Linked DNA regions of Homo sapiens: regions 2, 3, 4, 5 and 6 are each linked to region 1. Evidence: chromatin contacts called from ENCODE Hi-C or POLR2A ChIA-PET data. All regions are on one chromosome and are shown on one strand. Each heading gives the region's core, a stretch centred on a gene start or an enhancer-like site at or near the end of the contact. The rest is flanking DNA. Distances are from core to core; before and after follow the strand shown. Region 1 holds the start of RABAC1 (Rab acceptor 1). Region 2 overlaps PCAT19 (prostate cancer associated transcript 19). Region 3 overlaps LIPE (lipase E, hormone sensitive type). Region 4 holds the start of LINC01480 (long intergenic non-protein coding RNA 1480). Region 5 has its middle 19 kb from the start of LINC01480. Region 6 holds the start of MEGF8 (multiple EGF like domains 8).

Region 1 (5,167 bases), core at 1,730-4,229:
CCCACTCCTAGGACCCCTCCTGCAATGTCCTTGCCCCTCAGACTCCACTGTCCCCCTCCCCGTCTCTTGCCATGGCCTGCGCTGTTCGACACCTCCAGGCCTCTGCCTCTATGTTCTCTGCTCAGAACAAAGACCAGTGGGTTTTGGAATGAAATTGCTTTCATTCAGTTCCTATAAGGAAACCCAACAGCTCTCATAACAAAAGTCCATCCTGAATCTCCTACGGCCTGCCACCAAAGAGGCAGCTGGAGCTCTGTCCCAATTCTATTCCCCAAGCTCTGTCTTTCGGTGGAGGTTCTTCCAAGGGCTACCTCTGCTGCTTTGGCCCTTTGAATTCAGATGCTGCTCCCCTATTCCTGCTCGGGGCTAATTGTGCTATTGCACTCCTCCTTTGGTGTTTTCTGTTTTGTTTTGTTTTGTTTTTTTCTGAGACAGGGTCTCATTCTGTCGCCCAGGCTGGAGTGCGATAGCACACTCTTGGCTCACTGCAACCTCCGCCTCCTGGGTTCAAGTGATTCTCCTGCCTCAGCCTCCCGAGTAGCTGGGATTACAGGCATGTGTATTTTTTTTTTTAGTAGAGATGGGCTTTTGCCATGTTGGCCAGGCTGGTGTTGAACTCCTGACCTCAAGTGATCCACCCTCCTGAGCCTCCCATAAGTGCTGGGATTACAGGACCACGCCCAGCCCCGCAGTCCTCCTTTGATTTTCAAGTTTGAATCCTATTTAGAAAACCTGATTCCAGGCCAGGTGTGATGGGTCACGCCTGTAATCCCAGCACTTTGGGAGGCTGAGGTGGGCAGATCACGAGGTCAGAGTTTGAGACCAGCCTGACCAACATGGTGAAACCCCGTCTCTATTAAAAATACACAAATTAGCTGGGCATGGTGGTGCACACCTGTAATCCCAGCTACTCAGGAGGCTGAGGCAGGAGAATCGCTTGAACCCGAGAGGCGGAGGTTGCAGTGAGTAGACATTGTGCCACTGTACTCCAGCCTGAGCAACAGAGTGAAACTCCATCTCAAAAAAAAAAAAAAAAAAAAAGGAAACCTGATTCCACTAAAAGCCTGGGGGTGACAAAGAGGAAATAAACAGTAACTAGCCAATCTGATCTTCAAAGTGTAACTCTTCCATCTTCAGTGTGGGGCCCTTGCAAAGGGCTTCCCTGCCTATTGCGCCACCAGCCCCTCAGACAGGGCCATCTTCCTCCCACCTCCTGGGAACACCTTCCAGCAGGCCTCAAAGCACAAACCCTAAACTGCTGTAGATCTTGGAAGACAAGAGCTGGGCCTAAAAGAGTCACTTGGGGCCAGGCGCAGTGGCTCACACCTGTAATCCCAGCACTTTGGGAGGCCGAGGCGGGCAAATCACAAAGTCAGGAGTTCGAGACCAGCCTGGCCAACATGGTGAAACCCCATCTTTACTAAAAATACAAAAAATTAGCTGGGCATAGTGGCGGGCGCCTGTAATCCCAGCTACTCGGGAGGCTGAGGCAGGAGAATCGCTTGAACCCAGGAGGAGGTGGAGGTTGCAGTGAGCCAAGATTGTGCCACTGCACTCCAGCCCTGGCGACAGAGTGAGACTCCGTCTCAAAAAAAAAAAAAAGTCACTTGAACCTGGGCATGGTGGCTCACACCTGTAATCCCAATACTTGGGAAGGCCAGGCAGAAGGATCGCTTGAGTCCAGGAGTTTGAGACCTACTGGGCCAACACAGCAAAATCCCTTATCTACTTAAAAAAATTTTCAAAAAAAAAAAGGTCACCTGGTTATCCCATATAGATATTTTCCTTCCAGCCCCACCCAGCTGCTTTGGAAAATTAGGATCCCAGTCTGCTTAAGGGAGCCCAGGCTTCCCTATACTTCCACACACATTTCTTGAGGCCCTGTTCTGGTTCACCCCATTAGAATTCAATTAGAATTCCAGCCCTGTGGGCCAGGCACAATGGCTCACGCCTGTAATCCCAGCACTTTGAGAGGCTGAGACAGGAAGATCACGAGGTCAGGAGTACGAGACCAGCCTGGCCAACATGGTGAAACCCCGTCTCTACTAAAAAAATACAAAAATTAGCTGGGCGTGGTGGCGGGCGCCTGTAATCCCAGCTACTCTGGAGGCTGAGGCAGGAGAATCGCTTGAACCCAGGAGGCAGAGGTTGCAGTGAGCCGAGATTGCGCCATTGCACTCCAGCCTGGGCAACAAGAGCGAGACTCCATTTCAAAAAAGCCCACAAAACTTCTCAACCTTTTGTCTTTCCCAACTTCACTCCCTTCTCTCCAAAGGTGTGTGTGGCGGGGTCGGAGGTGTCCCTAGCCCCAACTCATTCATCTTTGGGACTCCACAAGGTGGGGCAGGGGGCAACCTCAGATACCCCTCCAGCAACCATGGCCCCCTCACTAGCCTCAATCTCTTGAGGAAGGAATCAATTCCCACAAATTATCTAAATCTTTCTACTCAAAATGTAGTCCATGGACCAGGGGCATCAGCATCACCTGGGAACTCAGAAATGGAAATTATGGGCTCCACCCCAGACTTGCTGAATGAAAACATCTGGGCTAGGGCCCAGGAATCTGTTTTAGCAAGCCCTCCAGGTGTTTTTTTATGCCCTCTAGAGTCAGAAGGACAGCTCTGCACGGTCCCCATTGTGCCTTCCCTGGGAGAGTACACAACGCCCGCTTCTGCCGTTAGAGTTCCCATAACGCCCTCGCTCCTGACAGCCCACATGCACCCTCCTGAAACTACAACTCCTATAATACCCAGAGGCGCGCGCCGTCACTTTCTGGGATTATATCTCCCAAGGTGTTTTGCGAGTCAGACCGCCATCATAGCGCCCATCCTCTTAGTCACCGTCAGGACTACAACTCCCACAATACTCGGCGGCAGAACTACAGTCCCCAGCTGCTCCGGGGCTGCGCCACGTCGACTCCGCTGGGTGGGGCCGGCGTCGGGCGGGGCCGGCGGGGTCTTCAGGGTACCGGGCTGGTTACAGCAGCTCTACCCCTCACGACGCAGACATGGCAGCGCAGAAGGACCAGCAGAAAGATGCCGAGGCGGAAGGGCTGAGCGGCACGTGAGCGAGCTGGCTCTAGGCCCTCGGACCAGAGACCCGGGAGTCCGGGCCCCCGGCCCCCTCCTCCCTCCTCCCTCGAGAGCCTGGAGTCCCAGCCCCGAGCCGCAGAAGTGTTGGCCCCGGTCTCCTCTAATGGGACCCTGGAGTCTGGGCCCCTAGTCCCCTCCCTGCCTGCTGTACAGGAATCTGGGGTCCCGGGAGGGAGTCCAGGCACCCTTAGTCCCCTTCTTTTGCGGGGGTCTGGGGCTCCATCCCGGTCCACCACTGACCCGGCCCCACCCCCCGCAGGACCCTGCTGCCGAAGCTGATTCCCTCCGGTGCAGGCCGGGAGTGGCTGGAGCGGCGCCGCGCGACCATCCGGCCCTGGAGCACCTTCGTGGACCAGCAGCGCTTCTCACGGCCCCGCAACCTGGGAGAGCTGTGCCAGCGCCTCGTACGCAACGTGGAGTACTACCAGAGCAACTATGTGTTCGTGTTCCTGGGCCTCATCCTGTACTGTGTGTGAGTGCCTCCCGGGCCCCGCACCCGCACTAGCCCCGACCGGCTGGACCCCTCCTCTCGCCGCTCAGGCCCCGCCCTTCACCGCCCGGTCCCTCCTCTCACCGCCCAGGGCCCTCTTCTCACCGCCCAGGCCCCGCCCCCAAGGATTGGCTCTGCTAGACTACCTTGTCACCAAAGGGCCAGGTCCCCTACCCCACCATCACCCTGGCCAGGATGCAGTGTGACTAAATGTCACCTGGCCCTCCCTGGTCTCCAGGATGTAGCTTGCCGCCCGCCGGTGGAGAAGGCCAGGGCCGTCGGGCTGGCCCAGCCCCAGCTGTCTAACCGCTGCCTCCCTGCACTCCTCCTCCAGGGTGACGTCCCCTATGTTGCTGGTGGCTCTGGCTGTCTTTTTCGGCGCCTGTTACATTCTCTATCTGCGCACCTTGGAGTCCAAGCTTGTGCTCTTTGGTGAGAAACCCCCTGCCCAGATGAATCCTTGGTCCCTCAAATCTTGGTCTTTTGGAATGCAGACAGACCTCAGACCCCAAATCCAAGTCCTTCAAAACCCAAGTCCGCCCAAGCCTAGATGTACACTAGATCCCCCAAACCTGATCCCTTAAAATCTCAGACACAACCGATCCTTCCATCGAGTCTCAGCCCCCTCAAATTGCTATTCCTCAAACCCAGGATCCACCTGGCTGCTGTGCCTTAAACCTACTCCTTTTCAAACCACATGACTCCTCCCCTCTCTCTCCTCCCCTTGCCGCTCTCTGCGGCCAACATCAGCTGCAGGTGCCCACACTGGACACCAGGTGGCCACCTTACACTGGCCTAGATCTGTTCCCGTTTCTTTTCCTGCTTTCTGGGGTGTGACCAGAAAGAACTTGGAACTTAGAGAGGGAAGCCGAGGAGTATGTTTCATGTGGTTCCCAGACTAGTAGTACCAAGGACCACTGGGAAAACAAAATGCCAGGGGAAATTCCCCCCAGGGGAAAATCAAGGTTTGGAGTGGGGTCAGGGAGTTGGGATTGGACAGTTAGGTAGACCTGAAGGCCAGGCTCTTCAGGGGCCTGCAAGTTATGTGCTTGATGGGCTGGGGTGGAGGGAGTGCCTGAAGCACAGGCACGACTTGGCTTCAGCTGATCACCGTCACCAGAGCATGTAGACCCCATCCCTGAGACTTCTATGAGAAGCCTGAAGTTGGTATTTTTATGTGAAATCGTTCACTTTGCCAGCCACAAATCACATCCTTGCAAAACAGCTCAAAAAACACATCCACAGGTCAGATTTGGCCCTTGGGCCACCAGTTTGAGACCCTGGTCTGCGCGAGGGTTGCAGCAGGAGAGCCCTAGTCTAGGGAGCAGGAAGCCGGGATCCCAGGAACTTCCTGGAGGATGTGGGGCAGAGGGCAGAGGGTGGGGCTGAGGCAGGCGAGGACGGTGTGCTGTGTTCTGGAGGGCAGTGGGGACAGCAGGGGAACAGGGTGACCCCAGGACCTGGAGGGCCTTGGCATGAGGAGTTTGGATTCGATCCCGAGAACCTGGAGCTTGTACGGATTGTTGGGGGGCAGCAGGGGTTACTCTGGGAGAGGGCATGGAGAGTCGGAACAGCACCCCAATGC
Region 2 (5,167 bases), core at 970-3,469, 500 kb after region 1:
CACCACACCCAGCTAATTTTTTTTTCTTGTATTTTTAGTAGAGATGGGGTTTTGCCATATTGGCCAGGCTGGTCTCAAACTCCTGACCTTGTGATCTGCCCACCTCAGCCTCCCAAAGTGCTGGGATTATAGGCGTGACCCACCGTGCCAAGCCAGGAAGAGGATGCTCTATAGATTTCTCCAATAAGAGATGGCTTTGCAGGGCCATTCCAAAATATGTCAAAGAAATACATTTGGGGATAAAATACTTTGATTTCCTTTAGGGAATGTTATCTATTATGTGATGCTATACCAGAGTCAGGTTGGAGTCGGTTATCTTATTGCAACAAAGAGTCTGTTCCGTCACTGTTGGGATCTCTATTTTTTCCTCTTATTTCTTGAGACAGGGTCTCACTCTGTCACCCAGTCTGGAGTGCAGTGGTGCGATCTTCATTCACTGAAACCTCTGCCTCCTGTGTTCAGGTGATTCTCGTGCCTCAGCCCCTTAAGTAACTAGGATTACAGGTGTGCGCCACCACACCCAGCTAATTTTTGTATTTTCAGTAGAGATGGTATTTTGCCCTGTTGGCCAGGCTGGTCTTGAACTCCTGGCCTCGTGTCATCTGCCCACCTCGACCTCCCAAAGTGCTGGGACTGCAAATGTGAGCTATTGTGCCCAGCCAGGATCTCTGTTTTAATGTTAGTGCTGGTCACTTTGCATGAACTCCAAAGGGAAGAAATATAATGAGGTGTGTCTGACCCCCTGCCTTCTCATCGTGACCTGAATTAGTTTTTCAGGTTTGCAGGGGATACCCTTGGACAAGAAGGGGCTCTATTCGGTTGGTTGGGGGGATTAGAATTTTACTTTTTGTTTACAATATTTCTCCTGAAAGAGTTAGGGGCTCACAAGGAATTTCCGCGTGAGCAACTTATGAGGAAAGCCATCTGGGAAGATATGTGTCCTTGTGTCACTGGGATATTCTCGTTTACCCCAATGATACGGCAATGACGCAGGGTTGTGAAATTACAGCTATGTGTTTGGGGAAAAAAGAAAGCAGGATTGTGTGACTACGTTTCCAAACTTCACTTGCCCTTAGCCATAGTGAGTTGGGGGCCTGGAGATTCTGTTTTCTTTCACAATGATATAGATACAATTGAATGTATAGAAAGCAAAAAAATAAAAAGGTGAGTAATGAGGAACCTCTGATTCCTGAGTGGCCATGTAGTTACCCATGGCACAGAGCCACAGTTACTGAAGGTAAAGTTTGCTGGGGAATTTAGAAATGAATCCAACTCTTGGAGGAGTCAGTTTACTGGATGCCTAAGAAAATGCAAACAAAATAAGAAAAAAGGGTAATATTCAATCCCATAGTTATTGTTACCTGTCATAGCTAAAGTAAAATTAAAACAGAGTGCTGGCTTCAATCTTGATGCTACACTAAGCTTAGATTTCAGTGAATGTGAGTCTCAGCCACTAGCTCAGAGCCACCTCCCAAAGACCAAATCATGTAGGGACAATAGAAAGTACTTCTGAGAATTGTGGTTACCAAGAACCTAGTAACTGTTGGGGAGGAGCAAAACAAAGTACAGAAACCAGAGGGTACAATCTGAGTGAGACTGCTATCAGCTTCTGGAGGAGCCTTTACTAAAATGAATGATGAGAGTAACTGGATGATGAGAGTAACTAATGGATGATGAGAGTAAGCAATGTCTTTGGTTTTCTTTTTTTTTTTTTTTTTTTTTAGCAGACGTCTCACTCTTGTCGCCCAGGCTGGAGTGTAATGGCATGATCTCGCCTCACTGCAACCTCCACCTCCTGGGTTCAAGCAATTCTCCTGTCTCAGCCTCCCGAGTAGCTGGGACTACAGGCACTCATCACCACACCTGGCTAATTTTTGTATTTTTAGTATTTTCTGGTGAGGGTCCAGGTTTCCGGAAACAACTCAGAGACATATGTTAAGATGTTATCTTTAGTTTTCACAGGGAACCAAATATGTTACGACTCCAATTTCCTTGGCTATTGTTTTAAGTTACCATTACCTTCTCGTTGATCAAGTTGCTCATTTACTTCTCAAGCCTAGCTAGATGCCTGGAATTTCCCTTGAAGGAAGTCAAGATTTTCCTTTATCTCCATACTGGCTGATGGTGATCGAGTAAGCCCCTAAGAGGGGTCCCTGCTCCATCTCGAGATGCTGCTAGATTCTACAGTGCCTAATAAACAGCTCTCGCCTGGCCGACAAAGAGCTGCTTGCTCTCTGGATAGCAATTCCAAAGTGAACAGACAACATCCTGTTTGGAAGACTGCCACTCTGTTAGAAGAAGCATCAGGAAAACCTTTCTTTTGAGCTATTTATAACTAACAGCAATTGACCAAGTATACTTTTGTGAGTGAAACTGACCTTTCTCCCTGTAAGAATTCTCCAAAATTTGGAAACTATTTGTGAGTATTTTTACTTATGGCAATATAATTATTGGCACAAGCTCAATCAGATTCGGTTTTCTTTCGTAACAGGAACCATTGGAGATACTCATTACTCTTTGAAGGCTTACAGTGGAATGAATTCAAATACGACTTATTTGAGGAATTGAAGTTGACTTTATGGAGCTGATAAGAATCTTCTTGGAGAAAAAAAGACTGGGTATATTTTCAATATGCTTTCCTTTTAAGGTCCCTCACCTGTGGAAAGTAAAGAATGTCACTTTCTGACAGGCTCAGGAACCTCAAGTTATGTAGGGATCTCAAGAAGATGGGGGAATTCACCCAGTTCATACAGGTGAAATTGCTGTTGCAAAGATTATGAATATGAGAGAAGTCCAGCATGGCTGACTTCATCTCGTGTCTGGCCTCAGGCTGGCTGCCCTTGCTCACTCTTGGGCATAGGCCAAGCTAGCCATGGGAGGAATTTAGTTTATAGTTTAACTTTGAAGCACGGATGATAATAGTCTCTCCCTAAAATGAACCCCTTCCTTGCTCAGGGACTGAAACTACCTTTGTATGACAAATGAAAGCCCACAAGATTAAGATTATGAGAGGGGCCTGAATTCTGCTAAAATGCAGGTGTAGCTGACTGATAACAAGTCATTGTCCCACAGCTTGCCTTTCTATAATCTCTTGCTTCTCAGGAGTCACATGGCCAGAGGTCCTGAGATTTCCAGTCCTGTGACCCCCACCCAGAGATGGACTTAGTGCATGAGGACCATTTTCCACACCCCTATGATTTCATCCTCAAACAATCAGCAGCAACCATTCCCTAGCCCCCTGCCTTCCAAATTATCCATAAAAATCCTAGCCTCTGAGTTATTAGGGAGATTGATTAATAATCCCAGTCCTACCCCTTGGGTTGCTCTGATTTAATTAAACCTTCTCTACTGCAATACCACGGACTCAGTAAATTGGTTTTGTCTGTGCAATGGGCAAGAAGAACATGTTGCATGGTTATACAGGTACTACAAGCACAGTCTGATGGCAAATTATTGGTTTTGCTTCCTGCCCTTGATGTTTCTAAACATCTAGTCCAAAATTACTTGTGAAAGGTCCAGCAAAGCCAATTTTAAAAGAGGCTATATGGCCAATCACTATTCTTTCTACACATTATTGCAAATAATCAGGCCACGGCTGGGCACGGTGGCTCATGCCTGCAATCCCAGCACTTTGGGAGGCTGAGGCAGGATCACCTGAAATCAGGAGTTCAAGACCAGCCTAGGCAACATGATAAAACCCTGTCTCTACTAAAAATACAAAATTAGCCAGGCATGGTGGCATGCACCTGTAATCCCAGCTACTTGGGAGACTGAGGGAGGAGAATCACTTGAACCTGGGAGGCAGAGATTGCAGTGAGCTGAGATCACACCACTGCACTCCAGCCTGGGCAATAGAGTGAGACTTTGTCTCAAATAATAATAATAATAATCAGACCAAGTATAATGAAATTAAAATTTATTTTGCAAATAAATTGGTCCTACTACAATTTATCCTTCATAGAAATGTGGAAACTGAAGATAAAAAAAATTAGGTTTCAGAAGAAAACTATACTACACCTGTTATTAGATTCTAGCCCTAAACATTGTTTTTGAGGTTTTTATTATTTACCTGCAATTTGGTCTAAATTCTGAATTATTTCCTGACTACAAGTATCCAAGGAATAAATGGGTTTTCTTTTTCTTTATGATAGTTTTAGTTGGCTTCTAATGCAACAACAATTTTTATTGTAATCCTGTGTGCATTCTATTCCTACTATTCAAATTATTAATGTTATAGATCTTTCATTGTAGTACTTCTGAATTAACCAAAATCACAGTATTCTGAAGATGATTCTACAAAGCCTGCTGTTTCTACAAAGGCTGCTGATGATTTCTACAAAGCCTGCTGTAGTGTTGCTGTGGCCTCTGCTTAAAAAAGTAGAAAACACATTGATGCAGCATGTTCACCCCAACCTCCCTGCCTAAAGGCTCAGGGACCATCTTGGAAGAGGAAGGCGCGTGAGATTGTAAGAGCCGAATTAGGGGGATGGAGTGTGGAGAATAAGGACACTTCATCTTGGATGCTCACCTGCCAAATTGACTTCTGATGAAAGCCAGCTCCAGAAATGTGCCTACAGTTACTACTTTCACCTAAACCCTGCCCTTAGTCAAATCCTTCTCTTCTTCTAAGCAATCAACTTCAATTCCTTGTATAACCCACAGTATAAAAGGGCTTTTATACCATTCTATCCTATTGCATGTAAGCCTTGGGTCTGGGAGGTAACAGTGTGGGATTCCACCATCTCATCTCCCTGCCACCCAAACATGCCTGCTCTTCTTTAAGCAATATTAAATGTTTGTACTTCAGAAATTTGATTTGTCAGCCTCTTCTTCAGACTCTCAGCTTCTTTGGCCTTTGGGAGTAAATTTGCATAGGCCTGCTCAAAACAGGATGTTCTGGGGGTTTGGGGGTGTTGTTTTGTTTTGTTTTTTGTTTTGTTTAGAGACAGGGTCTCACTCTGTCACCCAGGTTGGAGTGCAGTGGTGCAATCATGGCACACTGCAGCCTCAAACTCCTAGGCTCAAGCAATCCCCCCACCTTGGCCTCCCAAAGTTCTGGGATTACAAGCATAAGCCACCATGCCCAGCCCTGGACTTTTCTTTAAAGACATTTACACAGTGTAGGAATTACTGTGGGTGCACTGCTCAGGTCCCCTTCTCCAGGATG
Region 3 (5,167 bases), core at 790-3,289, 460 kb before region 1:
AGCTGTGCCAGGCCTGGGCTGACAGATTCACAGTTGAGCTGGGGACACAGATATTACTCAGATAAGACTATGATTGTAAACTGTGATAAATACAACAGAGAAAAACACCCTGGGAAGATAGAATTGAGAGGCTTCCCAAGGAGGCAATATTGGACCCAAGATGGACAGGCGTTAAGTGCTGTGCAGGGGGCAGGCAGGGGAACAGAGAGGACAGTATGGAGAAAGACCCGAGGCTTGAGGAAACACTGAGTTACAGTGCAGAGGGAGCTCAGCCAGGGCCAGGAGGAAGAGGAAGAGGAAACAGGGCAGGCAGTTTAAGAGAGGAGGATGGTAGCTGGGTACAGCGGCTCACACCTGTAATCCTGGCACTTTGGGAGGCCAAGGTGGGAGGACCCCTTGAGTCCAGGAGTTTGAGGCCAGCGTGGGCAACATAGCGAGACCCCGTCTCTACCAAAAACACAAACATTAGCCGGGCATGGTGGGGTGTACCTGTAGTCCCAGCTACTTGGGAGGCTGAGGTGGGAGGATCAATTGAGCCCAGGAGGTTGAGGCTGCAGTGAGCTGTGATCGCACCACTCTACTCCAGCCTGGGCAACAATGAGACTTTGTCTCAAAAAGAGAGAGAGAGAGGAGGATGGTACCTGGCTTGGGAGGCCATGTGCAGGATTGGGGGCTTTATCCTGAAAGCAAGGGAGGGGGTGTTGAAGGGTTGGAAGTGTGTGAACAGATTTGTGTGCTAAAAAGATCCTGTGGCTGCTATGTGGACAACAAATCAAAGAGAACAAAATCAGAAATATATAAAGATCTGTCATAGTCACCCAGGTAATGATGCTACCGCCTGGACCAGGGAGGAGGCAGTGGAGGTGGGGAGAAGGGCCAGGTTCCAGAGGCCTTTAGTAGGCATAGTGGGCAGGACTAGGGGATGGATTGCATGGGAGTTGGGGGGTGGGGAGGTGGCCAGGATGACATCCTGGGTTCCAGCTTGAGCAAATGGGGAGAGGTTTGTTCTCAACACACACACAGAGACCAAGACACGCACAAGCATGTATATCCATTCATACATAAACAAACACGCCCACACAAGCTCACAGGCCAAGAGAAACAGAGACACAGATACATTCACAGGCATACAAACATTCATACCTTCAAATGTACCAGTGCCGACGGACACAGGCCAGGACACACGCCAGCCATGACACATACCTGCAGAGGTACATATGTACACGTGAACCCCAGACACACTCACACCCGACCAGAAAGCATATACTTTGAAGCACAGACAGAGGGAGCAGCACACAGAAACACAGCAGAGATCAGCAGCTCTGCCCTGGAGCTGCCCCCTGCTGGCCGTGTGACCCCGGGGGTTATGTCACCTTTCTGTGCCTCAATTTTGTCATCTGCCAAAAGGGATGATAATGGTCTCTCCCTCATAGGTTGTGGGGCAGGCGACATGAGTCACTTCACATAAAACACATAAAGAAATCTCATCACCTCCTTTGAGAATGAAAAAAAAAAAAAAAAGAAAAGAAATCCCAGCACTTTGGGAGACCAAGGCAGGAGGATTGCTTGAGCACAGGAGTTCGAGACCAGTCTAGGCAACACAGCTAGACTCGATCCCTATTTTTAAATTAAACACACACACGCACAGAGAAAGAGACCAGGCACGCAGAGGCTGTTGGTGCAACGTTTGCTCTTTTATGCACACACTCTCGGGGATCCAGCCACTCATTGTCCCCACCTGCATCTGATTCCAGGCTTCCTGGCTTCAGAAGCCTTTGCTTCCTCCCAGGCCCCACACCTGGCCCTTCCTCCATCCCCCATCCACCCCCACCCCACTTCCTTCCCCACCGCCCTCCTTACCCCTGCTCAGTCCCCAGGAGTCGGATTCAGCTGTCCAGAAACTCTTCAGGGCAAAGAAAGGTCCAGTGCCCAGTCAGTGGGACACCACCCAAAGCCAAATCCCCTCTGCCCTACCTCTCCCCTAGTCCTTACCCACGGCCCCAGTGGGCCTACCCCTGCCCCAGTGCCCTCTGCCAGGGATTCCTGGCGAGTTGCTGGCAACCTCAGCATCCCTTCCTGCCAGCTCCACCCAGCCCAGTCCTCGGGGAGCCGCCTGGAACAGGACAAAGGGCAGAGCTCTGGAGTCCCTAGGGCCTGGGTCCAGCCCCTTCCCCACTCCTTTGTGCAGTCACTTGTTTTGTTGGAAATGTCCCCTCTCCTCATCTTTTTATTTATTTTATTTTAATTTTTTTGAGACAGAGTTTCTGTCTTGTTGCCGAGGCTGGAGTGCAATGGTGTGATCTTGGCTCACCGCAACCTCTGCCTCCCAGGTTCAAGCGATTCTCCTGCCTCAGCCTCCCGAGTAGCTGGGACTACAGGCACGCGCCACCATGCCCGGCTAATTTTGTATTTTTAGTAGAGACAGGGTTTCTCCATGTTGGCCAGGCTGGTCTCGAACTCCCGATCTCAGGTGATCCACCGGCCTCAGCCTCCCAAAGTGGTGGGATTACAGGTGTGAGCCACGGCGCCCGGCCCCCACTCCTCATCTTAAAAGATCCCTACCGGCATGGATGCTACCACTTTACCAAGGGGCGGCAGTGCACCAGGCACTGTCCAAAGGCTGAATAAAAAAGGCAAAAGTCCCTGCCCTCAGGGAGTTTACAATCTAGTGAGGGAATCAGAGAGCAAACAATATAAATTCAGGCATGTCTCAGAGATATTTGGGGTTCAATTCCAGACCACTTGATAAAGTGAGTCACACAAATTTGTTGGTTTCCCAGTGCATAGAAAAGTTATGTTTACACTATCCTGTAGTCTATTAAAGTGTACAACAGCATATGTCTAAAAATACCATGTACATATTTTAATTTTTTTTTTTCTGTAGAGACGGAATCTCACTATGTTGCCCAGGCTAGTCTCGAACTCCTAGCCTCAAGTGAGCCTCCTGCTTTGACCTCCCAAAGTGCCAGGATTACAAGCATGAGCTACCACGCCTGGCCCCATACTATGCTAATGATCATCTGAGCCTTCAGCAAATCCTCATCTTTTTGCTGGTGGAGGGTCTTGCCCCAGTGGTGGTGGCTGCTGACTCACGAGGGTGGTGGTTGTAGAAAGTGGCTGTGGCAGTTTCTTAAAATAAGGTAACAATGAACTTTTCTGCTTCGATTCACTCACAAAACTGTTCTCTGTAACATGTGATGCTGTTTGATAGCATTTGGTCCACAGTAGAACTTTCAAAATTGGGGTCAGGCCAGGCACGGTGGCTCACACCTATAATCCCAGCACTTTGGGAGGCCGAGGTGGGCAAATCACCCAAGGTCAGGAGTTTGAGGCCAGCCTGGCCAACATGGTAAAACCCCGTCTCTACTAAAAATACTAAAATTAACCAGGCGCGGTGGCAGGCACCTGTAGTCCCAGCTACTCAGGAGGCTGAGGTAGGAGAATCACTTGAACCTGGGAGGCGGAGGTTGCGGTGAGCTGAGATCGCACCATTGCACTCCAGCCTGGGCAACAAGAGCGAAACTTGTCTCAAAAAAAAAAAAAAATGGGGGTCAGTCCTGTCAAAGCCTGCTGGTGCTCTATCAGCCAAGTCTATGTCATAGTCTAAATCCTTTGTTGCCATTGTTCCTGCTATCAAATGTATTTCTGTTTTTTTATTTTTTTATTTATTTTTTGTAGAGGGGGAGGGTCTCACTATGTTACCCAGGTTGATCTCAAACTGGCCTCAAGCTATCTTCCTGCCTTGGCCTCCCAAAGTGCTGCGATTATAAGTATGAGCCACTGCACCCAGCCTACAAAATGTATTTCTAAATGTATTTCTATTTTTTATTATTTAATAAGACTTAGAGCTGGGCATGGTGGCACATGCCTGTAATCCCAGCTATTCAAGAGGCTGAGGCAGGATGATCACTTGAGGTCCAGTGTTCAAGACCAGGCTAGGCAACACAGCCCTGTCTCTTAAAAAACACAAAAAATTAGCCAGATGCAGTGACTCTCCCAGCTACTCAAGAGGCCAAGGCAGGAGGATCTCTTGAGGCCTGGAATTCAAAACCAGCCTAGGCAATATAGCAAGACTCTGTCTCTAAAAACCTGGAAAAAAAAAAATGAACCAGGCATAGTGGTGCCCATCTGTAGTCCCCACTACTCAGGAGGCTGAAGTAGGAGGATCACTTGAGCCCAGAAGTTCAAGGCTGCAGTGAGGTATGATCGTGCCACTACACTCCAGCCCAGGTGACACAGCAAGAATCCATCTCTAAAACTAAAAATTTTAAAAATAAGAATAACAAATAATAAGACTTAAAAGTTGAAATTGGCCGGGCGCAGTGGCTCACGCCTGTAATCCCAGCATTTTGGGAGGCCGAGGCAGGCGAATCACGAGGTCAGGAGATCGAGACCATCCTAGCTAACATGGTGAAACCCCGTCTCTACTAAAAATACAAAAAATTAGCCAGGTGTGGTGGCGGGCGCCTGTCGTCCCAGCTACTCAGGAGGCTGAGGCAGGAGAATGGCGTGAACCCGGGAGGCGGAGCTTGCAGTGAGCTGAGATTGCGCCACTGCACTCCAACCTGGGCGACAGAGCGAGACTCCGTCTCAAAAAAATATAATAATAATAACAAATAACAAGACTTAAAAGTCGAAATTACTCCTTGGCTGGTGGGCTGCAGAACAGATCATGTGTTAGCGGGCATGAAAACACATTAATCTACTCCACCAGGGCCCTTTGGTAACCACATGCATTGTCATTGAGAAATATTTTGTTGTTTTCTGTGCAGTCCGTCTCAACAGTGGGCTTGAAATATTCAGTAAACCATGCTGTAAACAGACGTGCTGTCATCCAGGCTTTGTTCCATTTAAGAGCATAGGCAGAGTACATTTGGCGTAATCCTGAGGGCCCTAGAATTTCTGGAATGATAAATGAACACCGGCTTCAACTGAGTCACCAGCTGCATTAGCCCCTAACAAGGGGGTCAGCCTGGCCTTGAAGCTTTGGCGCCCAGGCACTGACCTCCCCTCCAGCTAGGAAAGTCCTGGATGGCATCTTCTTCCAATACCTGGTGGTTTTATCTACACTGAAAATATGTTGCTTAATGTAGCCGTCTTCATCAATGATCTTAGCTAGATCTTCTGCATAACTTGCTGCGGCTCCTCCAGCAGCACTTGCTACATC
Region 4 (5,167 bases), core at 1,617-4,116, 420 kb after region 1:
GGCAGGTGCCGGCCACAGGTACAAATGCGGTATGTACCCATGAAGCAGGGAGAACCTGGAGATTAGGAATTAACTGCCCTCACCTATGTTTCCTTTTCTCCCTGCTGTTGAAAAACTTTGAGTTCCCTGGGCCTTTTTATCCCATGAGGCATGGCCTCCTTCTGTGGGATGGGGTTCAGTCAGCAGGAATTGGTCCTGTCCATTTACATTGTGCCTGTTGCCTGGCTTTGAATTCCTCAGACCTGCTTTCTCTTTCTAGGGCCTCAGCCTGAAGCTTGGAATTGAGTTTGGGACTGAAAAAGCATTTCAGAGGCTGTTTATATCCATTTAGTGCCTCAAATAAGCCCTGCTGAATTTGCAATTATCAGCCAGCAGGGGTCACTCCTCTGTTAACTTCCCTATTAGAAACAGAGCGGTGGGGATTCTCACTTAGAAAAGAAAAAAAGAGAAAAACAGTTAAAGAGGCAAAAAGTGGGGAATGCTGGGGGAAGAACCCCTTGCTTAGTGCAAGTGGGCCCCTCTAATCCTTATAACTTTCCCATCCTTCCCCCAGTTCAGACCAGGTTGAATTCCTTGGCCATGGAAGGAAAGGTTCCATTGATGCAGTGGGTGAGAAGCACTCTGTAGGGTCCTGGCTACCATCGGTTTTCTCACACCCCCCTCATCCCAGGCAGTGGAGGGAGACACTTCTGCGACATTGCTCCCCCTGCCCCTTCATGGCTATTGGGTGTGGCCTTTGCCTGCTGCAGGCATGCCTAGGTGCTGGAGCTGGGAGGGAAAAGGGTAAGGAGAGGTGCCCTGGAAGCCGCTCATGCCTGGGGCTGTCAAGGTGGAGGCATACATGGCACCTCTAGGAAAAATTGGTCTGATTTGCACCTTTGGCGGCTGAGCCAAATGCTCATTTTACTTAGTAACATTGCCTCAGCCTGTAGCAAAACTCTTAACATTATAAAGGAAGAGATAAGATCCATTTCAAATAATGTGTGAGAGAGAAAAGAGATGAAAGGAAAACAGAGTCTTTTACCTGCAGGAAAGGGAGAGAAGTGGCAGAGTTTTGGAAGAAAGGCAGGCCCAACAGTTTCCCATTCACTCACACTCACCTTCCGAGATCCCAGACGAGCCACCAGTTGAAATGGGAAAAGTTTCCTTGTCCCCCTCACAGGAGGTGGAGTGGGGGTGTGGCTTGCTTCTTTAGTACTCCGCTGCTCAAACCTCTAGGGAAGCATACAGACTGGCAAGTTGTGGGGCTACAACCCCATGGCAGCATCTAGGGGTAGATGTTTACAGCTGCTGAAGCCCCAGTGGACATGTGGTACCATGTGCTCTTTTAGTTTTGCCATCTATAGGTGGCTTTGTGGTAACCAGCTCAATTAGACCCATTCCTTAACCCAAAGACAGAGGGCTTTCTGTATCCCGCGGTTGTTACCTAGGTGTACCAGAAAAATCAAATCACACGTGGTCTTGGAGAATGAGTGCAAGGTTTTATTGAGTGGAAGTAGCTCTCAGCAGATGGGGGAGCCAAAAGGGAGAATAGTTTTCCCCTGAAGTCGGGTTATTCAGCGGCCCAGGCTCTCCTCTGGCTGCCCCAGCCAAACTCTATGTCAATCCATTGGTCGGTGGCCTGCCAGAGTGCTGGTGCCTGTTGGTGGATTCCTCTCAGCGTCGAGAGTTTTTCCCTCTCAGGAAAGGGAGAGAAGTGGCAGCCACCCATGTGTTCTTGCACTGATGTGCTCCTCTCGACGTCCAACCTCCTGTGTGTCTGCCTGCTAGGGTCCCAGGGTTTTTTTAGGCACAGGATAGGGCATGGTGGGCCAGGGTGATCTTGGGAAATGCAACATTTGGTCAGGAAAACAAAAATGCCTGTCCTCATCTAGGTCCAGGGGCACAAGCCCAGGTTTGGAGCCCTAGCCAGGGACCCCGGCCTCCTCTACCCATCACTTTCCTTCACCTTTTCTGTATCATTCAAAGGGACCATGCCCTTCCCTTCCCAGCACTTCTCTTCTGTATCAATAGGTGATGTTTTTAAAATTTCCCAACTCTAGTGCAGGCATGGTACTAGACATATACATAGAAATAAAACCACACTTATTCTTCTGGCTGGCAAGACATAGTATTTTTGCCAAATTATGTGTTGTTTTGAAGCATTTTATGTACCCCTGGTCATATAAAAATAAAGCTATTTTGTTCAGTACAAACAGCAGCATTTTCTGGATTAGAAAGTTAATCATCTTAAAAGATCATCACGGATTTTTCCATTGCACTCATCACTAATTGCTTTGGCAAAAAATTTCTTATCTCACGCATGACAAAATCAGCCGCAGTATCTCCTAGTAATTTAATGGTGATGATCTTTATAAAGGAAATAAGCACATCAAGGGAAAACATAATTTTTTTAAAAAAAAGAGTAATAAAACTTTTTAAAAGTCTTTTTTAAAAGACTGCTTTTCTAAAATAGTAAAATAAAACTCCACCAATAAAACCACCAACAAAACAGAAAAGAAAAAATAATGATATGATCGGAGCTATTTGATGAAAGATGGTAAATTAAATTTAAAATGATTAGAAGAGAAAAAGCAATACCTGTCTCCCGTAGGTCTCAGTCCAGGTTCTGCTATGCCTTTCTCCTGGTGAGCCACCTATTTAAGAGTCGCTTAAAGCATATGTTAATCCAACAACAGCAGATTAAAAACCAATGCAATCTGAACTATTTGATCTAAAAACATAAATAAAATTTAAAACAAATAAAAGAGAAAAAGCAGTACCTGTGTCCTGTAGGTCTCAGTCCAAGATCTGCTCTGACTCCCTTGTGGTGAGTTAGCCCTTTAGAAGTCACTTGGGGTGGGGCATATGTTAATTCCACTAACATTGGTTCTGGCCAATGAGTCAGGAAGGTGGTAAATGGCACCTTTTCTTCTTGCTGATTTCTTTCAGTTCCTTTGGAGTCTGGACATTAGTCCTTTGTCAGATGCCTAGTTTGTGACTACTGTTTCCTATACTGTGGGTTGTGTGTTTACCCTGCTGATATTTCTTCTGCCTTGCAGAAGATTTTCGGTTTCATTAGGTCCTATTGATCTTATTCTATTTTTATATTTTTGCGTTTGCTTTTGGGGCATTAGTCATGACTACTTGGCCTAAGCCAATGTCTAGAAAAGCTTTTTGGATGCTATCTTGTAGCATTTTTAGACTTTCAGGTCTTAGATGGAAGTTTTTATATGCTTTGTTAAAGATCAGGTGACTGAAAGTACCGGGCTTTGTTTCTCGGTTCTCTATTCTGTTCCATTGCTCTATGTGCCTATTTTTATACTTCCTGCACCATTTATTGAATAAAGTGTCCTTTCCCCAATTAGTGTTTTTGCATACTTTGTTGAAGATTAGTTGTCTGTAAGCATTTGGCTTTATTTCTGGGTTCTCTATTCTGTTCCATTGCTCTATGTGCCTATTTTTATACTTCCTGCACCATTTATTGAATAAAGTATCCTTTCCCCAATTAATGTTTTTGTGTACTTTGTTGAAGATTAGTTGTCTGTAAGCATTTGGCTTTATTTCTGGGTTCTCTATTCTGTTCTATTGCTCTATGTGCATATTTTATACCAGTATCATGCTATTTTGGTGATTGTAGCCTTGTAGTATAATTTAAAGCCTGCCTTCAGATTTGTTCTTTTTGCAAAGTATTGCTTTGGATATGCGGTCACGTTTTTGGTTTTGTATAAATTTTAGGATTCTTTTTTCTAGTTCTGGGAAGGAGAATGATGATATTTTGATGAGAATTCTACTGCTCTGTAGATGGCTTTGGAGAGTATGGTCACTTTCACAATATTGATTCTACCTATTCATAAGCTTATAATGTGTTCCCATTTGTTTGTGTCAACTGTGATTTCTTTCAGCACTATTTTGTAGTTTTCCTTGTAGGAAACTTACATTAACCTACTTGGTTAAGTATATTTCTAAGTATTTTACTTATTAAAAATTCTCAGGGAAATGCAAAGTAAAACTGAGGTGGGAAATTAAAGAAAAATAAAATTAAAAAGAAAGGGAAATAAGCTTTCTTGTATTAAGCTAACTTGTCCCAGAGGCAGCAACAGGCACAGCCCAGACCCAGGAAAAGTCTTGATAATATTATTTATTGTATTCTGGAGACTCTTCCAGCACTCCTTCAATGTAGGGAGAAGAAAAACAAATTTTCCTTTGTTTTATGGTATGAGTTTATAGATTCTTGTTCTCTTTAACTAGTAACTTCAAGTATTCTGTTTTATCTAAGAAGTATGGCAAAGGTCATGAGAAGCCTGAGCAGGCCTGAACTACAGCTCTCTAGGCACCATAGTGAAGATAAACCAATGCAAGCCTCTTTAGAGCAAAACCTAGATAATAGACATCTGGGTTGCATAGCAACAGTTATGTGCAATCCTGAGTTATGAACCTGTTACAATTTGATTAACTGTCTTTTTCCTGCCTCTGTATCCCTGCTTTCACACCACTGTAAGCTTGCTTCAAGCTGGCCCACCCCCTTTTGTGAAGTGTGTATAAAAGTCAAGTGCTGTCTTTGTTCCAGGCCCTGTCTTTGGACGTGAGTCTGCTGGGCCTGAGAGCACTCAATAAAAGATTCTCCTGTTTTAACCCAAAGCCTCTCTCTCATCCTCCTAAATCCCACAACAAAACCACAATGAGATGCTATCTTAATCTTGCTAGAAGCCCATAATTTAAAAGTCAGAAAACAATAGATGTTGGCATAGATGTGGTCAAAAGGGAGCACTTTGACACTGCTAGTGGGAATTTAAACTAGTCCGACCACTATGGTAAACAGTATGGGGATTCCTTAAAGAACTAAAAGTAGACCATTCATTCCAGCAATCCCATTACTGGCTATCTACCCAAAGGAAAAGAAGTTATTCCATAAAAAAGACACAAGAATATGGATGTTTATAGCAGCCGATTCGCAATTGCAGTGATATGGGACCAACTTAAGTGCCCATCAACGAACGAGTGGATAAAGCAAATGTGGTACACCATGGAATAATACTTGATAATAAAAAGGAACAAAATAATGTCCTTTGCAACAAGTTGGATGGAACTGGAAGCCATTATTCTAAGTGAAGTAACTGAGGAATGGCAAATCAAATATTGAATGTTTTCACTTTTAAATGAGAGTTAAGCTATGAGAATGCAAAGG
Region 5 (5,167 bases), core at 2,454-4,953, 410 kb after region 1:
TGGGACAATCAAATTTCAAAGGAGATATGTAACGATTTCATGGCTTGCATTAAAAATCCTTCTGATAAAATTAAAGATAAAAAATCTGACCCCCTGCCAAAAAAATCTTTTGAAGTTCATACTGCCTGCTTTCAATATTCTGTGGGATTCACAATGAAAGGTGCCTTATATTGTGGCCTAGCTTCAAGTTTATGCCTTCGCCACCATGGCCTGGGTTCAATTCCCAGTCAGGGCCCCAGCGCCTTTGGTTTAATGTTTGCGTGGCATTTGACTTTTTTACCTATTTAGTATTGGTGAGATTACCTTTGGTAAAAAAAAGTTTAAAGAGTGGAAATCGCAATTCTTTGTGTTGGCTAAAATCTGATTATAAGAGATCTGGAAGGTTTTATTTTTCTTTTTCAAAGAGCTCTATGGTCAGAAGTCGGCTTCATGAAAAGCTAATATTTAATTATATGTACATACAGTCTTTCTGGATTTTCTCTTTTGCCTCCTGTTTTGAAAAATATTTGGATTTGAGTGAAACTCCGTTTTAGAAATTAATTGCTTGGTACAATATACCCATGTAACTACCCTGCACATGTACCCCCTGAATCTATAATAAGAGTTGAAATTTTGACAAAATAAAATTAGATTTTGAATTAAAACAAATAGGTGCTTGGTTCCTCTGCTCACTTCTTTTTAAAAGGAATTCCTCTCCCATGTACTTCTTCTTTTCCCTTCTTTACCTTCCTTTTGGCATCTTTGGTATCACATGAAGGGATCTAGAGGGAATTTTAAGTGACTCTGAAATTCCTTGAGAAATACACAAAAAGATCCCACTCACCCCTTTTGGGGGTCTCCTGTTCTCCTTGTGGAGTCCAGAGTCAGGGACAGGCTCCTCCAGGTCTGCAGCTCTGCTCTCTTTTATTTCATCTTGGCTGATTGCTTTGGTTTTGTGAGTACCAGGCATTACTTTGTACTGTGAGAGACACGTCCTTTGTGAGTGCAACGGCTGCTGGGTCACTGGTGAGGGCTGCAGTTTGGAGATGGCTGAGAGCCGTTGCAATAAATGGTTGTGATTGCAGGGGGCTCCTTGTTTCTTTGCAAGTTTAGATGAGAAAGGTGCAGTTTGGACACAGTTTAAAGGCTGTGAAAACACCACCAATGAATATGATTTCCTTTGGGGATGGTCTGATTAAAAGTGGGCTGATTGTTGCTGTGCTACTAGCCTTGAAGACATGTTTCTACAGCATTGTGCAGTGTGGAAAAATTGTGTGGCTTGGTCTTGTGGCATGTCCCTTCTTTTAGAGACCTCAGATTCAATGTGAAATTCGGGATTTTTGATTTTCAAAGATCTAGATGCCCTGCCTTCCAGATGTGCCTACTCTTCACATATTTTAAAATTAGATCCTATAAACTGCAAATACTTTGTTGGCTTCTGTGAGATCAGAGGTCCAGTTAGAAAAGGAAGACAGTTTGTTAAAATTAAAAACTATTTATCTAATCTAACTAGATTGGCCTCCAAATATGACTTTCTGACATTCAGCTGGTTACTCTGAAAAGATTTCTAAATCTCTTGAGGCTCATCTATATGTTTCCTTGCAAAGAAAAAAAAAAAAAAAAAAAAGCAAGCCCAAGCACTAGTAAGAAAAAGATTTGCAATGTTTCATGAAAGGAGTAGATGAGTGAAGCATTTATTTGTAGATACTGGGTTGGATACCTGTGCAAAGAAGAAGAGGTCAATAATAAAAATTGCCAGGGGATTTCTTGGAACTTAACAAGCTGAATTAAATATAGAAATGTCAGGAAATCAAGGCAGGAAATACTCACTTGTGGTTAGGCAGACAGGGCAGGGTTCTGAGCTTGAGATGGAGCAAACAGTTGTGGTGGGTGAAGTTCACATGCTTTAGAGCTCAGCTGTCCTAGTAAAGAAGCCTAAGAGTCTCTAAAGCTCTTATGAGAAGATGGATTTTTTTTGCCTAGATTAAAAGGTTAAAGAATTGCTTTAAGTTGGATAAAATAAAGCTAAATGTTTAAGCAAGTTGTGAAAGGTTTATGAAAAAATTAATTAAAATATTTTTGTGTGTAAACATATTGACTAAAGTTGAAGGGGTATAATTCAGCATTTCTGTAAATTGAGCATTGAAATAAAAACACAATGGGTTTCTCTTAGAGCACTAACCTGCTCTTTAACAAAAATTGTAAAGGGTTATAGAAAGTCTATAAAAATGTTACCTTATGGTCAAACATTAAAATTGGGTAAATATGTCTATCAGGTTTTATTAAGAATTAGGTTTAACATTAATAGTACACTAATGTAAAGGTGAAATTTGGCTTATTTGGTACAAAAATCATACAGGAAGCATTGTGAAATATAAAATGATTTTTAGCTTTCTTTGGGCTATATTTCTATAAATATGTTATTGATGAGGGTTCCAAAGTTATGGGAGACTCCTATAATTCTGCTATATCTCAGTGTACATTATCAGTCATAATTATAATTGTCATGTTAAATTATTGTGGGCCACAGAGGTAACAGATTTCCTTGTCAATTGTGTCTTTGACTATGACTACCCTAAAACGTTCAGTCACCCATATACACATGTTACCTTGTTTTGGCCCTCTTTAGAAGGTAATTTTATAATCAGCTATAAAGCCCTAACAGGTGCTCTTAAATGCAAATTTTGATAACTTTGGAGATTGTGACATCAGAAGAGAGGAAAAATGTTCGGGACACTTGGAGAGCTAAAATGTTCATTGATATCAAGCAGGACAGGAATTAACTGCATGAAGTGAACTAATAGGAGGCTGAAGTGATCTTTTTGACTTTTTGCTTAAAACGTTGCTGATCCTTTGTTTTGCTTTTCAGAGTCAAGGCAAATTTTCTTTTGAGCTATTGACAGCTTTTAACGATTAATCAAAATATACTCCTATGAACACCATTTGGAGCATTATTTGTTTCTCTCTACCCGATTTCCCCAGAATTTGGAAACTATTTGTGGGTATTCTTAATTTATGGCAATATAGTTATTTGCATAAGTGCAATAAGAATGTGTTTTCTTTGGTAACAGGACACAATTTGAAAAACTGGTTATTTTACCAAGGTTTTGACCAGAATGCTGTGCTTTCCTTTAAGGAATCAAACTTGACTTGTGGAGCTAATAAAGCCTTTGGAAAACTGACCTTATATCCTGTGAACACAGTCCCTGTACAGGGTTACTGATCTGTGGGAAGAAAAGAATGTCACATTCTGACAGGTCAGGAATCCCAAGTTATCTTGAAACTTCAAGAGGACAGGAATTCACCCAACCATATGTATTTGATGGTAGAAATCCATGGCAGGGGCTCAGCTTTAAAAAGTCTTATCTCAGATTCCTTCTATAAAACAAAGTCCCATTAAAACCAATTTTAAAAGCCTATGTGAAAAATAATTATTCTTGCTGCACCTCGTACAAATAAAGTGGCAAAGCATAATAAAGCAAATTGGTCCTGTCGTAATTTGTCTTTAGTAAAAACGGGAAACTGGGGTCGGGTGCAGTGGCTCACTCCTGTAATCCCAGCACTTTGGGAGGCTGAGGTGGGCAGATCATCTGAGGTCAGGAGTTCAAGACCAGCCTGGCCAACACGGTGAAACCCCATCTCTACAAAAATACAAAAATGAGCCGGGCATGATGGCGGGTGCCTGTAATCCCAGCTACTCAAGGGGCTGAGGCAGGGAAGCGGAGGTTACAGTGAGTCAAGATCGTGCCACTTCACGACAGCCTGGGTGACAGAGCAAGACTCCATCTCAACAACAACAACAAAAAAGGGTAACTGGAGAGAGGGAAGTTATGTTTCAAAAACTTTTGGAAACTATAGTACACCTGTTTTTAAATTCTAGTCTGGCATTCAGTTTTTATTATTTTCTACAGTTTGGGTTAAATTCGTATTTCTCTGGCTACAAGTCTCCTAAATAATCTTTTCATTTGTTTCCTTTTTCTTTCCCTTTTTCCCCATTTTTCTTAATTGGAAATCACTGAAACCTAAGCTGTGCTTTCTTAAAGCCCTGTGAACTGAAGACTAGACAACCGAAACTTCTGAAGGAAGTAGCAGCAACCTATTTATATGTGTTGCTGTTGCCTACTATTATGTTTTAGCAGGTGCTGCCTCTACACCCCCGAAACAGAGAGTGCTACTGGGAACAAATCGACTTTTTCCACTCCAGTGCTGCATTCGGTGCCCCATAACGATGACCCCCTCTCAGCAGGAAGTAGCCAGAAAGATTACAATGCTCCATCTCCCTATGATTCTTGTGATAAATAAATATACAAGCATGATAGAAATCATGCGCAAATTGACAGTGGGGATTGTGGCAGGCCAGATTTCACTAATGGAGGTCCCCATCACAACTACTTCAGTACTGACTGAGTGGTTAAGTTCAGTATCAAAAGCTGAAAGTGCCAGCGCCTTTCTACAAAGGCTAGAATGTAACAAAAGCCCACCAAGGGTTTTACCTAGGCCTTTCCTGGGCCTTACAGCATGACAAAACAAAGAAGGAATTCTTAACCAGACCTGTTTAGGATTAAACAAATTTAATTGGGGGTCTGAAGAAACTCGCCAGGCCTCCACAAACAAGTTCATTGGGGGTCTAAAGGAACCCCCCCCAAACCTCTGTGATTGAGCAGGAGACAAGGTCAGGGTAATAGCCCCAGCACCTGGACTCATTTAGATTTAAGTAAATGTACTGAGGCTCCAGAGAAAGGTCTCCAAGACTTAGACTAGAGTTACAGATTAAAAGAAGTTAATCACTTATATCTTTAGATAAATGCACACTGACACGTAGACATACATCTTAGAAAATATATAAGCTCTGGAAAACCTTGTAATTTACAGTTGGTCTGGAGATATTTTCTGGGCCTTCTCTCTGTAACCGGTTCCAGAAATAAAAAACTCTCTTCCTCCCCAGTTTATCTGCATCTCGTTATTGGGCCGTGAGAAATAGCAGCCAGACCCTGAGTTTGGTCTGGGAACACACTGGCTGGGCTTCCTGCCTGGCGGTAGAGCTTCACTGTCCTCCTTCCCAGCCAAAATGTGGCCCTTGAAGGCTTCCTCCCCAACTGACCGGTTTTGGGTTCTAGGTACTCAGGGAACACCGTCTTCAAGGAGGCCATTTTCATACTGTTCCTGGTTTGATTTTTCTGAAATTAGG
Region 6 (5,167 bases), core at 1,293-3,792, 370 kb before region 1:
AATCACAGAGCCCTACACCTGCTGGCTCCTCCCACCCTGCAGCCTCTGGCTCATTCGTTGTCTTGTATTCTATGTTTTTGTTTTTGTTTCAGATGGAGTCTCGCTCTGCCGCCCAGACTGGAGCGTAGTGGCACAATATTGGCTCACTGCAACCTCCAGGTTCAAGTGATTCTTGTGCCTCAGCCTCCTGAGAAGCTGGGACTACAGGCGCGCGCCATCACACCCAGCTAATTTTTGTATTTTTAGTAGAGATGGGGTTTCACCATACTGCCCAGGCTGGTCTCAAACTCCTGACTTCAGGCGATCTGCCGGCCTCGGCCTCCCAAAGTGCTGGGATTACAGGCATGAGCCACCATACCCTGCCAGTATTCTATGTTTTAACACACTGGATTTCTAGTTCTTCAAAAGCATCACTCTCCCGCTTCCCCGCCTTTGCACAGCTATTCTTGCCTGGAATGCCCTTCTGCTCCCTCGTACAGATGCCTCTGATCTCAGCTATACCCCAGGTTAAGCCACATGTCTTCACAGAGAAAGAGCCACTGGGGCAGGGTTCTGAGGCATGCATAGGAGTTTATTGGGTGGAAAAGGAAAACAAACAGCCTCGGAGTGGGTTTGTCTCTCCCACTGACTGGGAGCCCAGAAGGGTAGGGCTGGGGCCTTTCCTCCCACTCCTGACAGATTCCTATTGGTCCTTTAAGTCTCAGCTTAGACATTTCCTCCTCCAGGAAGCCTCTCTGTTCTCCCCGGCCCCAGATCAGGCACTTTCTCTGGGCTCTCCCAGGCCTCTGGGGTTCCTCCATCAAAGACCACTCTTGTCTCTCACTATTAATGTGTTTGTCTCCCCAACTAGACTCCAAGACCTAAGTCACCAGGGATTGCTGGAGCTGTCTCAGTCTGGGCTATGTCCAATGGGAAACATAATGTCTGGCACATGAATGACTGAAGAAAAATGCTTTTATTGAAGTACTTCACAAATAACAACAACAATAATCCTAATGCCATTTATTGAACAGTTACTATATGCCACACATCAGGCATGTTAAATACCTGTTTTCATTTCATTCCAACAACTCTATGAGGTGAGTACTGTTGTTATCCCATTTGTGGGGGAAGGAAACAGAACCTCAGAGAAAGAAAACCACCTGCTCAAAGTCACAAAGCTAATAATAAGAAGCCAGGCACAGTGGCTCACACCTACAATCCCAACACTTTGGGAGGCTGAGGTGCGAGGATCGTTTGAGCCCAAGAGTTCAGGACTAGCCTGGGCGACATGGTGAGACTCTGTCTCTACACACTCAGTTACTTGGGAGGCTGAGGTGGGAGGATCACTTGAGCCCAGGAGGTCGAGGCTGCAGTAAGTAAATTGTGTTGGTACCATTGCACTCCAGCCTGGGTGACAGAGTGAGGCCCCCATCTCAAAAAAAAAAAAAAAAAAAAGTAGTAGTAGTAGAACCAAATTCAAAGCCAAATGATTGGACCCAGACCCTGAGTTCTTAACAGTTACTCAGAAGGCCCGGCACTGATGCTCCTGTCTTGTAATTGTAAATCTGGGTGTAGGTGCATCTCCCCCACCAGACTTGGAGGCCTTCCAGGGCAGGGCCCAGGTTGGCTGCAACCCTGGGTGTCAGGCATTTTAGAGCAAAAGGCCTGGACCAGAACCGAGCTCTGGGAATGTGGTGAGTGGATGAATGCACACATGAATGAACTACCAGCGAATTAGTGAGTGACCCACGCGGCCCCACTCACCCTCGATGAGCCACTCGCAGTTGCCATTGACGCTGTAGTTGCCCGCACCATCCGTCACGAAGCCTGGCGCCTCCCGCAGCACCTGCCGCTGCCCCTTGCAGTCCCCCGCCCGGGCCCCAGGGGACAGCGACCCCAGCACGGCCAAGGCCAAAACCAGTGCCATGGCCAGAACCTTGCCCAGGGCCATCGCCGCCTCCTGCACTGACCCTTAGAGCGGGGACAGGCCGTAAAAACCTGGAGAGGACCCTCTACCCGGGGTGAGGCCCTGCAAATGCGACCTCTATAGGCATAACATGACCTTGTAGATCGAAGAGGTCCCGGAGACCCGGCAGTCCCGGCGAAGGGTACGGCCACTGCTGACAGGCTCTGGAAGCCGAGGGCTGAGCCCTATAGAGCGATGGAAGGCCCTGTATATGGAGTCATTATGGACGGGGCCGAACCCTAGGGACCGTAGGAGTCCCCTATAGACACAGGGCTCCATAGGGGGCCGATCCCATGAACAGTGCCCAGCATTACGGACTCAGGCTGCTGCAGGCCAAACGGACCTTATAGACGGGTGGGTCCCCAGGGGGCGAAGGGCTCTACGGCCCGGCAGGAGCCTCCATAGAGGCTGCGGGCCGGGACAGGCTAGGTTCGGATGGTCCAGGAGAGACTCCTCCAGCCGGGGGCGGGGCGCGAGCGGGTGCCGGGGGCGGAGCCCGTCTTCAGGGGTTCGGGCCTGGACCCCACAGACCCAATCCCTTTGCTCACCCACCCTCGCCTCCCTCCGAAGCCGGATGGGCCAGATCAGAGAGACGAGGGGACGCTTGGGCCAGAGCGGCCGCGGGAAGACCCGCTGTGGGAGGGCGAGGGGGCGGGAGCCGAGCAGCCGCTGTGGGAGGGACGGCGAAGAGGAGGCGAGAAGTTACAGAGCGGCCGGTCAGAGCGGCCCTGGGAGGACTGCGGAGCGCCCAACCCCAACCCTCCATAAAGGGAGACTTCCGGGGAAATCCCCGCCCATTTGTTCCCAACCGCATGCGCAGCAGCGTCCTCCTGGAGGGAGAGAAATACACATATGCGCAGTGCTAAGATCGTAACCCAAACTCTGGGTGCCTGTGGTTCAGCAAAGCATGGGCCACTGGAGGGCGCCTCTACCTCTGAGTGAGGAAAGGAAGGCAAAAATAAAGGAGCGGTGCAAGACCCTGCTAGATGTTTGATCATCTTCAATGTTCCCACATTCTGGGGCAACATAAAGATCAGGTTATACAGGCCCCTGCCTCCGGTTCCAAATTCCCATTTCACAGATGGACACACTGAGGTCCCGAGCCTGACATAGTTCTGGCTCAGCCCCGCCGCTGAACACCATCAAGATGCAAAAGAAGCCATGTTATAGATAAAAACGAATCCTTTTTTATTTTGGCAAGAAGGGGTAAAATGTCTTTCTGCCAGGGACCCGAGGGAAGGCCCCCGGAATGGAGATGCGGCAGATGGAGTACGGGTCCGAGGTCACAGATCCGAGGGAGGGTTTCAGGGTCGAGACCAGCATCGCAATATCCATCCCGGGGTCGCAGAGTCCTGGAGAGTCACAGGCAGGGTCCCGGCGGTCACCACGGGTGTTCCGGAGTCCAGCGGGGTCAGAGGTCTCGAAGGGGGCCAGGGGGCCGGAGGTCACGGAACAGCGGGAGCCCAGAATCCGGCGCCGCTCGGGGCAGGGGCTGAGGGAGGGGACGGGGAGAGCGGCTCCCGCGGGACCGTTTGGCACAGAGGGGAGGGGGGCGGGACGCAGCGTACCCAACCTGGGCGCGCGGGGTGGGAAGGGTCGGGAAGGCCGGGGATGGGCGAGCTCTCGGGCCGGGATAAAGCAGGGGTCCGGAGCCCGGCCGGGGCCCGGTCATGGCCCATGGGGCAGGGGCGGGCAGGGGTGCTCAGACCGGGGGTGCAGTGCCCCCGGCCGTGTGCATGCTGAAGTATTCGGTGAAGCCGGTGTGCGGCGCTGCCGTCTGGGGCACGAGCGGCTGGTAGGGCGGCGTCGGGCCGTCCCAGCCCGAGTCGGCCGCCTTGGGGAACCGAGCGGGAAGTGGGGGGGAGGCTGCGCCCGGCTCGGCCATGGTCACCACGCGGCCCCTCGGGGCCACCGCCGCCGCCACCGCTGTCTCCTCCACCTGCTTCCCGGCCTGGGAGGGGGGTCAGGGTCAGAGGCCGTCCGGGACCCTCGGGGGGCAGATGCGGCCCCGAAGGCCCGTCCCCCTCCCCCGGAGAACCCTTCCACCCCAGGTGTGGACGCACGTTGTCAGTCAGGGAAGGACTGGGTGGCGGGGCGCCTGGGCAGCGGGGCCAGGTACTCAAAGGGCGGCGTCGGGGCGCGCGGGGCGAACTCCGGCGGCGGCCGGGGAGCTGGGGGAGAGCCGCGGAAGGCGGGCGGTGGGGGCACGGCGCAGGGAGTCTGCGGGGGTGTGCGCAACAGCGCCAGAACCCAGTCAGGCAGGGTGGGCGCGGGCGCCAGGGGACGGTCGCGGCGCGGTGTTGGGGCGCGGGGAGTGCGAAAGGCAGGAGGAGGGCTCAGGGGTCCGGGCGCTGGGGGCGGCGGCGGGGCCGGGAGCGGGGTCAGGTACTCCAGGGGCGGCGCCAGCAGCTCCTCGGGCGCTGGGGCCGCGGGGCTTACGGAGGTGGCGGGCGGGGGGATGGAGAAGAGCTCCGTGAAGTTGGGCACCGAGTCGCTGATAAACGTCACGTTCCCATAGACGTGCTGCGGGAAGGCCTTGTCAGCGGATTGGCTCCCTCCGGGTCCAGGGACTCCGGCTGAAGCGATCTGCGACGTGCGCACGTGGTACGGGAAGTTCTTGTTGGCCGCTGATGGGCGGGTCATGATCTGAGGCCAGGGCCAGGAGCAGGTGTGAGAGGCACTGTCAGGCCGGAGGCTGTCCCCATAAACTTGGGGTCCGAAGGATTCCCTTTCAGTTGACATCCACCACACTTCCCTGAAGCCATTCACACTGGATTAGGCGTCCCCTCTGGGCTCTCCAAATGCCCTGGACCCTCACCTTTTCCCTTCAACAAAACTCGGCCTGTGCTTCCTCCATCAGAGGCCTGATCACTGAGCTGTCACTGATTGCTTAGGGTCAGCGTCCTGCACTGTATGATAGCCACTGGCTGCATGTAGCTTAAATTTAATCAAAATAAAATTTAAATTTTGGTCACACTCCTCACTACACACTCACTATGCACTACCCACATTCAAGTGCTCAACAGCCACATGTGGTTAGTAGCTCCCATATTGGAAAGTGCAGGTAATAGGATATTTTCATAAATACAGAAAGTTCAATTGGACAGCAACTAATAGACTCTAAAATGTCTCGATGAGGCAGGAACCAGACTCTTCTGTTCCCTACTGAGTCCCTAGTACCTTCTAGAACCATGCCTGGCGCATATAAGCCTTCAGTAA

What was found. Hi-C counts contacts between places; a loop is a spot of excess contacts on that map. ChIA-PET counts read pairs that join two places held with the same protein, here RNA polymerase II (POLR2A). Pooled maps may share reads with other maps.
Region 2: a pooled map shows a loop between it and region 1 (3-fold over the local background). The contact joins the enhancer-like site here to the promoter of RABAC1 in region 1. A Hi-C loop is called at or near these places in 2 of 37 single-sample maps with no recorded cell type and 4 of 50 pooled maps. POLR2A ChIA-PET finds 5 or more read pairs at or near these places in 1 of 52 experiments (GM12878).
Region 3: a pooled map shows a loop between it and region 1 (2.6-fold over the local background). The contact joins the enhancer-like site here to the promoter of RABAC1 in region 1. A Hi-C loop is called at or near these places in 9 of 50 pooled maps. POLR2A ChIA-PET finds 5 or more read pairs at or near these places in 2 of 52 experiments (B cell and T-cell).
Region 4: a pooled map shows a loop between it and region 1 (7-fold over the local background). The contact joins the promoter of LINC01480 here to the promoter of RABAC1 in region 1. A Hi-C loop is called at or near these places in 1 of 168 maps with a recorded cell type or tissue (OCI-LY7), 10 of 37 single-sample maps with no recorded cell type and 12 of 50 pooled maps.
Region 5: a pooled map shows a loop between it and region 1 (3-fold over the local background). The contact joins the enhancer-like site here to the promoter of RABAC1 in region 1. A Hi-C loop is called at or near these places in 2 of 168 maps with a recorded cell type or tissue (OCI-LY7 and sciatic nerve), 6 of 37 single-sample maps with no recorded cell type and 9 of 50 pooled maps. POLR2A ChIA-PET finds 5 or more read pairs at or near these places in 1 of 52 experiments (GM12878).
Region 6: a loop to region 1 is called in a map of ascending aorta, with 4 times the contacts of the local background. The contact joins the promoter of MEGF8 here to the promoter of RABAC1 in region 1. A Hi-C loop is called at or near these places in 3 of 168 maps with a recorded cell type or tissue (ascending aorta, chondrocyte and naive thymus-derived CD4-positive, alpha-beta T cell), 2 of 37 single-sample maps with no recorded cell type and 17 of 50 pooled maps.

The regions. Positions count from the first base shown.
Region 1 is chr19:41,957,133-41,962,299 of GRCh38, reverse strand. RABAC1 (Rab acceptor 1) reads left to right here and starts at 2,979. Exons shown (of 5, transcript NM_006423.3): 1 at 2,979-3,063; 2 at 3,352-3,564; 3 at 3,917-4,014. The coding sequence starts at 3,008. RefSeq lists an enhancer at 2,602-2,891 and silencers at 3,002-3,251, 3,702-3,771.
Region 2 is chr19:41,453,812-41,458,978 of GRCh38, reverse strand. It overlaps PCAT19 (prostate cancer associated transcript 19), which reads left to right. Exons shown (of 3, transcript NR_136334.1): 3 at 2,492-4,810. Among named protein-coding and RNA genes, the nearest start is that of ERICH4, 13 kb to the right of the region's middle. Within about 2 kb of position 2,219, at least 6 of the 41 ENCODE cell types and tissues checked have a DNase peak (open chromatin) inside an H3K27ac peak, as active enhancers do.
Region 3 is chr19:42,416,364-42,421,530 of GRCh38, reverse strand. The region is part of intron 1 of LIPE (lipase E, hormone sensitive type); the gene reads left to right. All of the region lies in intron 1 of LIPE-AS1 (LIPE antisense RNA 1), which reads right to left. Among named protein-coding and RNA genes, the nearest start is that of LIPE, 8.4 kb to the left of the region's middle. Within about 2 kb of position 2,039, at least 3 of the 41 ENCODE cell types and tissues checked have a DNase peak (open chromatin) inside an H3K27ac peak, as active enhancers do.
Region 4 is chr19:41,533,197-41,538,363 of GRCh38, reverse strand. LINC01480 (long intergenic non-protein coding RNA 1480) reads right to left here and starts at 2,866. Exons shown (of 3, transcript NR_110724.1): 1 at 2,763-2,866; 2 at 2,581-2,650; 3 at 1,460-1,763.
Region 5 is chr19:41,551,742-41,556,908 of GRCh38, reverse strand. It overlaps a transcript of CEACAM21 not described here. Among named protein-coding and RNA genes, the nearest start is that of LINC01480, 19 kb to the right of the region's middle. Within about 2 kb of position 3,703, at least 5 of the 41 ENCODE cell types and tissues checked have a DNase peak (open chromatin) inside an H3K27ac peak, as active enhancers do; they include OCI-LY7, where a contact is called at or near this core.
Region 6 is chr19:42,323,010-42,328,176 of GRCh38, reverse strand. MEGF8 (multiple EGF like domains 8) reads right to left here and starts at 2,542. Exons shown (of 42, transcript NM_001271938.2): 1 at 1,747-2,542. The coding sequence starts at 1,933. TMEM145 (transmembrane protein 145) reads right to left here. Exons shown (of 15, transcript NM_173633.3): 14 at 4,388-4,594; 15 at 3,113-3,440. The coding sequence ends at 3,360. RefSeq lists silencers at 1,877-1,946, 1,957-2,026, 2,247-2,386, 2,427-2,616.